Regions from separate parts of the Homo sapiens genome. Here all the other regions are linked to region 1. Evidence: chromatin contacts called from ENCODE Hi-C or POLR2A ChIA-PET data. All regions are on one chromosome and are shown on one strand. Each heading gives the region's core, a stretch centred on a gene start or an enhancer-like site at or near the end of the contact. The rest is flanking DNA. Distances are from core to core; before and after follow the strand shown. Region 1 holds the start of DGKZ (diacylglycerol kinase zeta). Region 2 overlaps AMBRA1 (autophagy and beclin 1 regulator 1). Region 3 holds the start of AMBRA1 (autophagy and beclin 1 regulator 1).

Region 1 (3,393 bases), core at 575-3,074:
GCCTTTTATCTGAGATGGGGGTGACAGAAGTAGGGTCACCCATCTGTCATCCAGCACTCTGCAGAGGCACAGAGTAGGGCAAAGGAGTTATTGGCAGGGTGCAGGGAGCTCTGATGTTTGGACTGTGTGGAGGAACTGAGCTCGAGAGAGGCCAGGAGTTGAGCAAGCTAGCAGTGGGGGGATCTGGGAAGAGGAGCCCCCCCAGGAGTGTGGCACTGGATGCTGGAGATTTCTGACCCAGCTGCAAGGCCTTGTGGAGACTCCGTGGGGTCTTCAGTTGCCTCTGATCTCTTCTCTCAGAGCTTGGAGTAAGAGCCATTGGGAAACTTCCCCAAAAGGACCCATGCACCCCAGAGGCCAGTTGTCAGGCATACTTGGGGATTGATCTGCCCTCCTCCTGGCCACCCTGGCACCAGCTGCTGGCTGGAGGGCTGGAGCCCCACCTCCCTGATCAGACCTTCTCCCAACTTGCAGGAAACTGGGAGAGGGTTCTGGGCCTCGGGGTGCTGGTTCTTCCTCAAAATCACAGGCTTGTCCGCAGGTCACAGCCCTAAGCATTGGCTATTTGCGGCTGACTAAGGCTGGAAAACGGGCTGCCAGAACCCAAGAGGGGAGGATGAAAGCGAAGGTGACACAGGATGTGGCTTGGCAGAGAGGCGTGCACACAGAAGTAGTGGGCAGCTGGTGTGGGCAGCAGGGTGGTAGGGTTTGGGGAGGTGGAAGACCATGCTTCCCAGCTCCTGGCCTCCCTTCGTCAGCCCTGCGGGGGCCATCAGAAACAGCCCCGGTGTGTGTGATGGCTGTGCCCCTACAGGTGACTGCTTGGGTTCCAATTGCTCTCATTTCTGGAGGGGGACGGCCTCGGCTGCATTGTGGGGTGTCTTTGTGTGTGCATGTGAGGTATATTTCTGGATGGGAGTGTGTGCATATGCACACACATACATATGTGTGAGGGATGTGGCAACCGGTAACCATTGTCCTGGGAGTATTTGTATGTAGGAGAAAGGTGTGTGTTCTGTGTGGGCATGTGTGCTTGTGAATGGGAGTGTGGTACCTGTTGTCCTTCTGTGTATTTGTGAGTGTGTAAGGGCTGTGCAGGTGATTCCCGTAGCATATGAGATCTATAGGTTCTGTTGAATACTATGTCAGGAAAATGCGATGTGTTGGGCCTGGGTGAGAAGGTTGGAAACCATTGTGAATAGCTGTGGAAGGATGACTTTGTAGGAGAAACTTGTGAGTTCTTTGTTGGTGTGTGTGCGAGTCATTAAGTGACTTTGGTCACTGAGTGCGAGAGGCTGGGGTGGGAAGTGTTCGTTTAAGTAATGAGTGGGCATAATTGTGTAAGGGATGTGTTTGTTCTGCGTGCATGGGGAGCACTGTGTGACTTTTGTTCCCCTGGGTGCGATTTGGGGGAGCCAAGGAGGTATGGGTGGAGATTGTGAGTGGCTATGAGTAGGGTGTGCGAGAGCGGAGGGGAGGTGGTGACAGCAGCCCTCGCGAGTGTACACTTGTGAGCGTGCAGTTGTTTGGTAGCGGAGGGATCGGGGGAGGAAAGATGCGCGTCTGGATGCGCGCAGTGCGAGTGTGCCAGGCCGGGAGATTCAGTCCCATCCAGGCGGGCCGGGCCGGGCTGGGGGCAGGGCTTTCTGCTGCCCCGCCCATTCGTCGCCCCGCCCCTCGGACCGCCCCAGCGGGCTGCAGCGCAGCGGGCGTCCGGCAGAGGGCGCTGCGGGCCCGGTGCCACCGTGCGGCCGAGGGGGCGTGCTCGGCGGCGGGCAGGCAGCGGCCCGGCCAGCTATGCGGGGTCCTGCGGCCGCGGCTGGCGGCACTTCCTGGAGCGGCGGCGGCAGCGGCTTCCCGGGCACCTGGGCGTGGGGAGCGGGGGCGCGCGGCGCGGGGCGGGCGGAGCGAGCGCGCGCCATGGAGGTGGCGGGCGGCGCGGAGCGGGCGTGCTGAGCCCCGGCCGCCGGCCCGGCATGGGCGTCTCCCGCGGGCCCTCCGCCGGCCGGGGCTAGGGCCGGATGGAGCCGCGGGACGGTAGCCCCGAGGCCCGGAGCAGCGACTCCGAGTCGGCTTCCGCCTCGTCCAGCGGCTCCGAGCGCGACGCCGGTCCCGAGCCGGACAAGGCGCCGCGGCGACTCAACAAGCGGCGCTTCCCGGGGCTGCGGCTCTTCGGGCACAGGTGAGCGGGGCGGCGGCGGGGCAGGCACCGAGGCACCGGCAGGTTACCGCTCCCTCACCGGGGGACATTCCTCGGCCACTGGGGGTCCGGGCCACTTCGGTACTGACACTGAGTCGGGGAGAGGCTGGCACCGGCGGCACGAGCCGTCTTGGCGTGGGCACCCACTGGGAGTCATCCCCCAGGGCCGGGACACGGGCGGGATCGGTCGGCTTGGCACTGTCACCGGGTGGGGGTCATTCCCTGGCACCGGCAGTCTAGTGCGCCTCATGTGTAGTACCGTGGGAGGATCGGCTCCCAACCCTCCAGCAGGAAGATGGAATCACCCCAGCCCCCGGCACAAGCAGGTTGGGCCCCCAGGACTGGTCACCCACGCCTTCTTGGCACTGATAGAACAGGGCCTCTCTGAGCCTCCTGGCACCACTGAGGTGGGGATCACACCGCCCTTTGGACTTTCGTGGGACCAGGTTGCCTACCATCACTGCGTGGCATCTGCAGAACGTAGCCCCGTTGATACCGTCACCACACATGGCTTGTCCCCAAGCTCTGGTCACTGGTTTAATTGTTTAACATGTTAAGCTTCTCCTTGGGGTTGGGGGTGCCTGATCATCTGCCCTACCTTGCTCTTAATTAGCAGAGAGACCCCAGCCCATCCCTCTGCTAGGCAGGCAGCATGTCTCCCTCTACCCTCTTCCAGCCCATGCTGGGAAAGGGATGGGGTGGGCTGGAGTCTGGAATCTGCTGGCTGTTCAAGCTTCATCTTGCCCCCTCCCCCAGCACTCCAAATGTCACCATCTTGTGCCTGTGACAGAGCTTTGACCAGGACTCTAGCGGGGAACCGGGGGGAGAGTGTGGAAAGACTGAGTGCAGGCAGTTCATGGCAAGTGTGCTGCTCTTGGTCGTGAGCCGCTGCCTGCCCTGGTAGCCGTGGTGTAAGGTAAGGGACGTGAGGCCCCAGGAGTACCTGACCTGGCTCCCTGCGCTTCTTCCTGACCGAGCCTTGCCCTTCCCTGGTGGCCAAGGAGCTTGTAGCCAATCAGCCAAGGACCCCAGAGCCACCTCAGACTGAACTCTGACCACTTGGAGTCTGCCCAAGGCCTCCCTCTCACTTTTCTGCAGCTGCCTAGACTTGGTGGCATTCACCCCCACCCCGCCCCTTAGCTTTGCTCTGCCCCTTCCCTGGGTAGACTTTACCCACCAATAACATGGGCGGT
Region 2 (4,199 bases), core at 1,426-3,925, 210 kb after region 1:
ACAAAATAAATCTTTATTGTTTTAAGCCACCAATTTTGTGGTGGTTTTTGTACATCAATAGATAACTAAAACACTACTAACCTAATATCACCGGGCGCAGTCGCTCACACCTGTAATCCCAGCACTTTGGGAGGCCGAGGCAGGCAGATCACGAGGTCAGGAGTGCGAGACCAGCCTGATCAAAACAGTGAAACCCCAGCTCTACTAAAAATACCAAAATTAGCTGGGCATGGTGGCACATGCCTGTAATCCCAGCTACTCAGGAGGCTGAGGTAGGAGAATCGCTTGAACCCGGGAGGTGGAGGTTGCAATGAGCTGAGATCCCACTACTGCAATCCAGCCTGGGCGACACAGCCAGACTCCCTCTCAAAAAAAAAAAAAAAAAAAAAAAAAACCACTACCTACCTAGTATCTACTAATATCTAGCTGACAAATATCAAGAATTTTCTACAGAAAACCCACTATCTGCTCAATACTCTAACAAGAAGTTTTTCTGAAAATATGGAAATTAATAAATTTAGGTAACCAAAGATATCTCAAAATAAATTTATTTTATCACACTGGTGATCCTTTCTTAGGACTCGTTCTTCCTAAGTAGATTATAAACTCTGTGAGGGCAAAAAACATGTCTGTCATAGTCCCAGTACCTAGCACAATGTCTAGCGTAGAAGAGCATGAGTATGTGTATTTACTTATATTCAGAGTTGTGAAAAGATCCCAAATGAACCCAAAACTATCATAAACAGCAACATCTAGAGTTTTAAAAAGTGTGGTGGTTATGAGTTCAAAGTCATAAATTCAATTTCTACAAGTCAAATACCTTAAAAAGAAAAACCTAAGCCGGGTGCAGTGGCTCACTCCTGTAATCCAGCACTTTGGGAGGCTGAGTCGGGTGGATCACCTGAGGTCAGGAGTTCGAGACCAGCCTGGCCAACATGGTGAAACCCCGTCTCTACTAAAAATGCAAAAATTAGATGGGCGTGGTGGCACGCCCCTGTAATCCCAGCTACTCGGGAGACTGAGGTGGGAGAATTGCTTGAACTCGGGAGGCAGAGGTTGCAGTGAGCCGAGATCACGCCACTGTACTCCGCCTGGATGACAGAGTGAGACCCTGTCTCAAAAAAAAAAAGAAAGAAAAGAAAAGTAAAGACAAGGCTTTGCACCATTACCAACCTAATTTCAGCCAGTCATTTCATTACGCACATGTCATTGATCACGAGAGGGCCAGGCAAGAGAGTAAGCAAAGGACTAATCCATCACTACCTCAACTATAAGTAGGGAAGAAGAAAGAAAAATAACCTCAAAAATGGCAGTAAAATTTTTTTAATCCTCCTATTTGAAACACAGAATATTAAGAACAAAGTACAGAGACAGTGGATATTCTGATAGCAGAGATGAGAATATGGGATATTACACCTTTCGAGCTTGAGAATACTAAATACAAAACCTTCATCCTAATTTACTCCCTAAGAAAGCTGATCCTGCAATCTGGGGATATAGGAGTATCAGTCAAGTTTATAACAAGAATCAGTGATTTAATAAATAAAGATAAGACTAAGAGGTAAGAAGCTTTAATAACTGATTTTTATCGCTGGCTTGTTATATAATCTTGGACAAATCATATCCTCGCTGAATTTCAAGTTTTCCTCCAATATGTAAACTGAAAGTAATAATACCTTCCTTCTATCTTAAAGGAATAAAATCCTTGGAGAATCTTAGGGGAAATGGGTTATAAAATTTCAAGACAAGATTATTACTTTTCAAAGTAAAACTCAAGATAGAACAATAACCAGAGTATGTGATAAACAGAAGTTCACACAAAGAAGTCTCGCACCTACAGTTCTAAGAGAAAGATTGCAAAGGAAACTACAGTGATTATAAAAAGCCACAGATTACATTATCTCTAATTAACCACCTGACAAATTGAAAACAAATAATTCAACAGAACTAAGATCAATCAATTAAAATTATACACAGTCCCTTTCTTTATAAGAAGCCAAAATCCCAGAAATAAACTGTCAACAGACAGAACCTGCACCTCTACTGCACACAGGCAGCAGCATTAGTTTTTTATATATAAACTCAAAATAAGACCGACCTCTGTATAGGATATATCACAAATGGGCTAACAATTTTACAAAATGTTTTGAAGATACAAAACTGAGTAAATTCTAATTACTGTAACTATAATAAGGGGGGAGAAGTGAAGCACCAGCTTTCCTGCTACAGATTTTGCTTACTAGAGCTTTCTAAAGTAACTCACAATGATGCTGCCTAATGTCTGAAACACGGGAAAGCTTGTGCTCAAAACAAAGTGTGATCAAAACCGGAAATAGAAAGCAATAAGACCCAAATTTGAGACTGACAATTTTCCTTACTCCCACTTACCTCAGAAGGATGAAGAAAAAAGAAACGGAAGTTTTATCTGCAAATTATTCTGGAGAAAACAGTGTGCTGAGAACACAAGAACTCCTAAAAACGGAAGGAAGAACAAGGAGGAAAGCACTAAACCAAGAAGAAACTGAAGCTCAATTTTTTGGTTTCAAGCTATCAAAAGAATCAAGAAGACCAAGAAGGCTACTCTTAAATGTACAGAAATGGCAAAAGATTTCCTATTAGCAAGCAACAAAAAAAGAGTAGCTTCTGATGGAAGAAATTTCAGAGGCAAAACAGCTTAACCCCAGAAACGGAAACTGAAACCAGCTGCCTCAAACAGACCTAATGACTTTGGCAACAATATACCTTTCATCCACCAACAATATCAGGAGGCTGGAGTAGGGCCGATTTCAAATCATAAAGGATCACATCTTTCTATTCTCTGCATAGTCTTTGAGAAAGAATCCAACTCCTTCCTGGGAGCACCACATTGCCCCCAATTCTTCCTGGAAACCCCTGGAGCTACAGCAAGAATATTGTTGGGCCAGGCGCAGTAGCTCACACCTGTAATCCCAGCACTTTAAGAGGCCAAGGCAGGTGGATCACCTGAGGTCAGGAGTTCGAGACTAGCCTGGCCAACACGGTGAAACCCTGTCTCTACTAAAAATACAAAAATTAGCTGGGCGTGGTGTCACGCGCCTGTAATCCCAGCTACTCGGAAGGCTGAGGCAGGAGAATCGCTTGAACCTAGGAGGTGGAAGTTGCAGTGAGCCGAGATCATGCCATTGCACTCCAGCCTAGGTAACAAAGTGAGACTCCATCTCAAAAAAAAAAGGAAAGAATATTGTCAGAAAAAAAAAAAAGCTTTGAGAACATTAACCCAGGAATCTTCACAAGTCCTAGGACAGATGTGATTACTCATCAGACAAATAAGAAAAACAAAACCTGGAAGAGGTTAAGAAATTCATCTAGATTCACAGATGAGTCTGGAGCCAAAGCAGGATTTGAATTCAGGCTTTTCCTTCAGATAGTACCAGAGCTACACTCCCAGTCCTTGCTTGGCTTAGTAGATACTGTGTTCAGTGTTTTCCAATCTTATAGTCAGCCCAGGTCAGGTTCTTGGCTGACTAAAATAGGGAAAGAAAAAATTTCCCTCGAGGCTTCAAGAAAAGAAGTCAAATTATTAAACACAGAGTTCTTATGCTAAAAGGCCGACATGCCACCCTACCATGCCAATCACATTTCTTAGCCAATCAAAAGAAGGCATTAGATTTAAGAACCTAGTTATTTAAATCTGAGTAGAAGCTGGATTCCATTTCCCCAACTTTCCAAATAAAGAACACTTAAAGATGGGGAAGGATGTAAAAGCACTGATAAATAACCAACAAGCATTGATTAAGCAGGTATTATGTTGGCACTGTTCTAGGCACTGAGGATACTATAGTAAAGAAGAACATTCTTGCCCCCCAAAAGCTTATGTGATTTTTATATAATTAAATATTAACAATACTTTCAAGTACTGAAAAAGGCTAGAAAGAAAATATGGCAGGTGAAAGAAAACAACACACCCTTTTACCTGGGGTGGCCAGAGAAAGCCTCTCTGAGATGACATTTGAGTTAAGACTGGCATCTTGAAATAGAAACCTTGAGAAAAGAGGCAGGTGAAAAAAATATTTCAAGGAGGATGAGGAGTACCAAGTACTAAGGTCCCTAACAGGTAAGCTTAGCGCATGTGAAGGCCGGAAATAAGGCCAACATGGCTGGAGCACCACTAACAAGGAAGAGAATAAAGACAGGTTGGTACTAGCAGACCATGATAAAAT
Region 3 (3,885 bases), core at 855-3,354, 250 kb after region 1:
ACCCAGAATGACCTCAAGACTGATTTTTTTTTTTTTTTTTTTTTGAGACGGAGTTTCGCTCTTGTTGCCTAGGCTGGAGTGCAACGGCGTGATCTCGGCTCACCGCAACCTCCGCCTCCCGAGTTCAAGTGATTCTCCTGCCTCAGCCTCCCAAGTAGCTGGGATTACAGGCATGCGCCACCACGCCCGGCTAATTTTGAATTTTTAGGTTTCTCCACGTTAGTCAGGCTGGTCTCGAATTTCCGACCTCAGGTGATCCACCTGCCTTGGCCTCCCAAAGTGCTGGGATTACAGGAGTGAGCCACTGCGCCCGACAGGCTGAATTTTTTTTTTTCCAAGAATGAAGTGACACAAATTAGGATCATGGTACTGAATCCGATGAAAATAACAGACTTAGTCCCCAGACTTTCCAAGCTGGGAAGGAAAAGGGAACCACAAAGGAGTTCCCAAAGCGTTAACCTTTCATTTAAATATCTCAATATTTGAATGATTTCTACACACAGCCTTTTTTAGCTTTTGTATGTGCAGTGACCAAACTACTAATCAAATACAACAAAACTGGGCGGGCGCGGTGGATGCCTGTAATTCCAGCACTTTGAGAGGCCGACGTGGACGAATCACTTGAGGCCAGGAGTTCAAGACCAGCCTGGCCAACATGATGAAACCCCGTCTTTACTACAAATACAAAAATTAGCCGAGTGTGGTGGCGCGCGCCGGTACTTCCAGCTACTCGGGAGTCTGAGGCAGGGGAATCGCTTGAACCCGGGAGGCAGAGGTTGCAGTGAGCCAAGATCGCGCCACTGCACTCCAGTTTGGGCGACAGAGCTAGCCTGTCTTAAAAAAAAAAAAGAAAAAAGAGAGACAGACTCCTTGGGTTTCCATTGGATACTCCCCAGAAAGCAGACCCTCACAGGACAAGCGTTTGCCTTCAAAGTCTTGACCATCCTCTACTAGACTCTAACCTCTAACCACAAACACCATAGTTATAAGATTTCCAAAGAGGCTGGGGAGAAGGAGGATAAATCAACCAGGAAACAATGTAGACAACAAGGTTATCAGGAAACAAAGTAGACAACAAGGTTATCAGGAAACAAAGTAGACAACAAGGTTATCAAGAAACAAAAAGAAACTGTCATTGCTACACTAGTTAAAATGATACAGACTTTGAAAAGCAAAACAGCCAAGAAACCACATGGTTCCTTTACTTCTGAAGCCTCTTGTGACAGGATCTATATTCCTAACAGTCTATATTCCTAGGAAAATTGGGATCACAGACGATCAAACAATAACTCACTGTTTTCATAACTTGACTGGTAAGTGGGGGGAAGGGAATTGGTAAACGACAAAAAGTGACTTACAGTGAATTTAATGATCTGTTGGGGATATGTGGGGAAGTCACGTCCCAGACATCAGCCTCAGTTTACCCACCCAGAAAAAGGCGAGAACATAACACTTCGCTCAGAAGAGCCAGAGGGCCTTGTTCCATAAGCCTCCACCTACTCAAAGGTCCCTTCAAAGGCTGGACTCAGTAGGGGTCCCCAGTGCAATTGAGGCATGACACCCGGAGACTTCGGGGTGGGGGGAAAAGGAGAAAGGAAGGAGGGTCAAAGTGCGCAAAGCTCTATCGGTTCCTGGAAAGCCATTTTCGCCACACACTGGGGGTGCCCTAGACCCAACATCTCCTCCCTAAAGAACCACACCGGGAAGCCCCAGCAACTCTCCCTCCTTTCGGCTTCTCCCTCGGTTCCGGGCTGCCCCTCCGGCCGCGCCCCTCAACGCAGTCCGGTAGCCCCTCCTCTGGCAGTGTCACGGCGGCCGGCCAGCCTGCCCACCCGCCGGCGCCAAGGTCTTCTCAACCCCGCGGCGGAAGGATGCCGGGCTGGGCCTCCCAGGCTCCTCCTGGGCCTACCTGCAAGGCAGACGGGAGCTCGGTTTGCAGTCCAGCGAACGGGCTGAGCCACAGGGAAAAAGAAAGAGGAGACAGGAATAAAGGAAGGGGTCCGTTCTACCGACCGGCAGGAGAAGGCGGCTTGAGCGCGGGGCCTCGCGGACAACTCAGCCCTCGACCCGGCGCCGCCGCCGCTCAGGAGACATCAAGCAAGAAGACGGCGCAAAAGATCACCGAATACAAGAACGCCCCAGACATCAAAGGAGGAACGCCCAAGCAATCGTTCAAGGAACCACAGCCGAGCGCCGAAAAACAGCTCAACTCCTACTCAAGGTCCGGCTCCTGTCTGAGGCGTAAATAAACAAACCCAGATCATAAGCCACGGGTTAAAAAAGAGCCTGCACTTCTGCCATTTTCTGTGGGTCGCCGGCTGTTAAAGTTCTTTAGAGAACTGGAGTTTCTCGTGAATGTGTTGAAGATCAAATCATAGCGCAATAACACTTGTTGTGTAACTATAGTCCCCCAACTGTTCTATGGACTCCCAACACTCTTTATCCCAATTGAGCAAATTAGTTAACCTCATTTGACCCTTAGTTTCCTAACAGAGCAGTGAGGGGAATTAAAAATCATAGAGACAGAAAACGAGAGAGAATTCAAGCTGAGGAACAAAATGAACAGTCTACGTAAAAGCTCCAGTTTAGTCCCCACAAAGCATGACCAAGAGAAGCTGGGAAAACCCAGAATTATGTAGCCTGACCTTAAGGCAGGGGGAAAAAAAGCACACGGATTGCTTTTCTCTTTTATTTTCTTCCAAAGGCCTAGAGCCACAGGTGTGCTTCTTACATAATAAGCAAAAGTCTCTTTGGGTTCAGAACCTGATAAAGTGTTGACATTTTCATCACCACAACAATGGCTTTTTTCTGTAGTCTCTTAGTTGATAAATGAATATGCTCAGCACAAATATGGATTAATATGTACATCCTAGATGTGATTCAATAAATCACAAAGATCACTGCAAGTATGGTTACCAATTGTGAGCAATCATAGTCTACCTTACCTGCTCCTAGGGAGGTTTACACCCTTCCCCACTACTCAGAGAGGAAGGGTGTAAAAAGGAAACAAGATAGTCCCAGTTTGTCGGGCGCAGCGGCTCACGTCCATAATTCCAGCACTTTAGGAGACGAGGCTGGTGGATTGCTTTGAGCCCTGGAGTTCAAGACCAGCCTGGGCAACATGGTGAGACTCCAGTCTCTATAAAAAAAAAATAAATAAATACAAAAAGTTAGCCGGGCCTGGTGGCTCCCGCCTGTAGGCCCAGCTACTCGGGAAGCTAAGATGAAAGGATATCCTGAGCCCGGGAGGTGGAGGCTGCGATGAGCCATGATCACACCATTGCACTCCAGCCTGATCTATGGAGCAAGACCCTATCTTAAATTTTTTTTTTTTTAAATGCCGGGCGCAGTGGCTCACGCCTGTAAGCCCAGGACTTTGGGAGGCCGAGGCAGGTGGATCACGAGGTCAGGAGTTTGAGACCAGCCTGGTCAAGATGGTGAAACCCCGTCTCTACTAAAAATACAAAAATTAGCCGGTCGTGGTGGCGGGTGCCTGTTATCCCAGCTTTTCGGGAGGCTGAGGCAGGAGAATCGCTTGAACCCAGGAGGCGGAGGTTGCAGTGAGCAGAGATCGTGCCACTGCACTCCAGCCTGGGCGACACAGCAAGACTCCGTCTAAAAAAAAAAAAAAAAAAAAAAAAAAAAAAAAAAAAAAAAAAAAAAAAGTCCCAGCCTTTGAAGACTTTAATTAAACTCAAAGAGCACATCCTTACAGTATTAGCCTTTTTTAAATAATGTATTGGCACTTTACAAAAATCTCCTCTAAGTCTTTGAAAATACTGCCCAGGCCGGGCGCGGTGGCTCACGCCTGTAATCCCAGCACTTTGGGAGGCCGAGGCGGGCGGTTCATGAGGTCAGGAGATTGAGACCATCCTGGCTAATGCG

The links. A loop is a pair of places that touch in the nucleus more often than their neighbours do. ChIA-PET counts read pairs that join two places held with the same protein, here RNA polymerase II (POLR2A). Pooled maps may share reads with other maps.
Region 2: a loop to region 1 is called in a pooled map, with 2.8 times the contacts of the local background. The contact joins the enhancer-like site here to the promoter of DGKZ in region 1. A Hi-C loop is called at or near these places in 2 of 50 pooled maps. POLR2A ChIA-PET finds 5 or more read pairs at or near these places in 6 of 52 experiments (A673, H1, OCI-LY7 and 3 more).
Region 3: a map of CD8-positive, alpha-beta T cell shows a loop between it and region 1 (2.6-fold over the local background). The contact joins the promoter of AMBRA1 here to the promoter of DGKZ in region 1. A Hi-C loop is called at or near these places in 1 of 168 maps with a recorded cell type or tissue (CD8-positive, alpha-beta T cell), 1 of 37 single-sample maps with no recorded cell type and 9 of 50 pooled maps. POLR2A ChIA-PET finds 5 or more read pairs at or near these places in 4 of 52 experiments (A673, B cell, HEK293 and 1 more).

The regions. Positions count from the first base shown.
Region 1 is chr11:46,345,639-46,349,031 of GRCh38, forward strand. DGKZ (diacylglycerol kinase zeta) reads left to right here and starts at 1,825. Exons shown (of 31, transcript NM_001199267.2): 1 at 1,825-2,182. The coding sequence starts at 2,022. RefSeq lists enhancers at 558-627, 698-747, 2,651-3,393 and silencers at 1,532-2,011, 2,112-2,161, 2,124-2,337, 2,974-3,133.
Region 2 is chr11:46,558,181-46,562,379 of GRCh38, forward strand. All of the region lies in intron 1 of AMBRA1 (autophagy and beclin 1 regulator 1), which reads right to left. Among named protein-coding and RNA genes, the nearest start is that of AMBRA1, 34 kb to the right of the region's middle. Within about 2 kb of position 2,676, at least 12 of the 41 ENCODE cell types and tissues checked have a DNase peak (open chromatin) inside an H3K27ac peak, as active enhancers do; they include A673 and OCI-LY7, where a contact is called at or near this core.
Region 3 is chr11:46,591,919-46,595,803 of GRCh38, forward strand. It overlaps AMBRA1 (autophagy and beclin 1 regulator 1), which reads right to left and starts at 2,105. Exons shown (of 18, transcript NM_001387011.1): 1 at 1,910-2,105. RefSeq lists enhancers at 1,857-2,357, 1,860-2,289.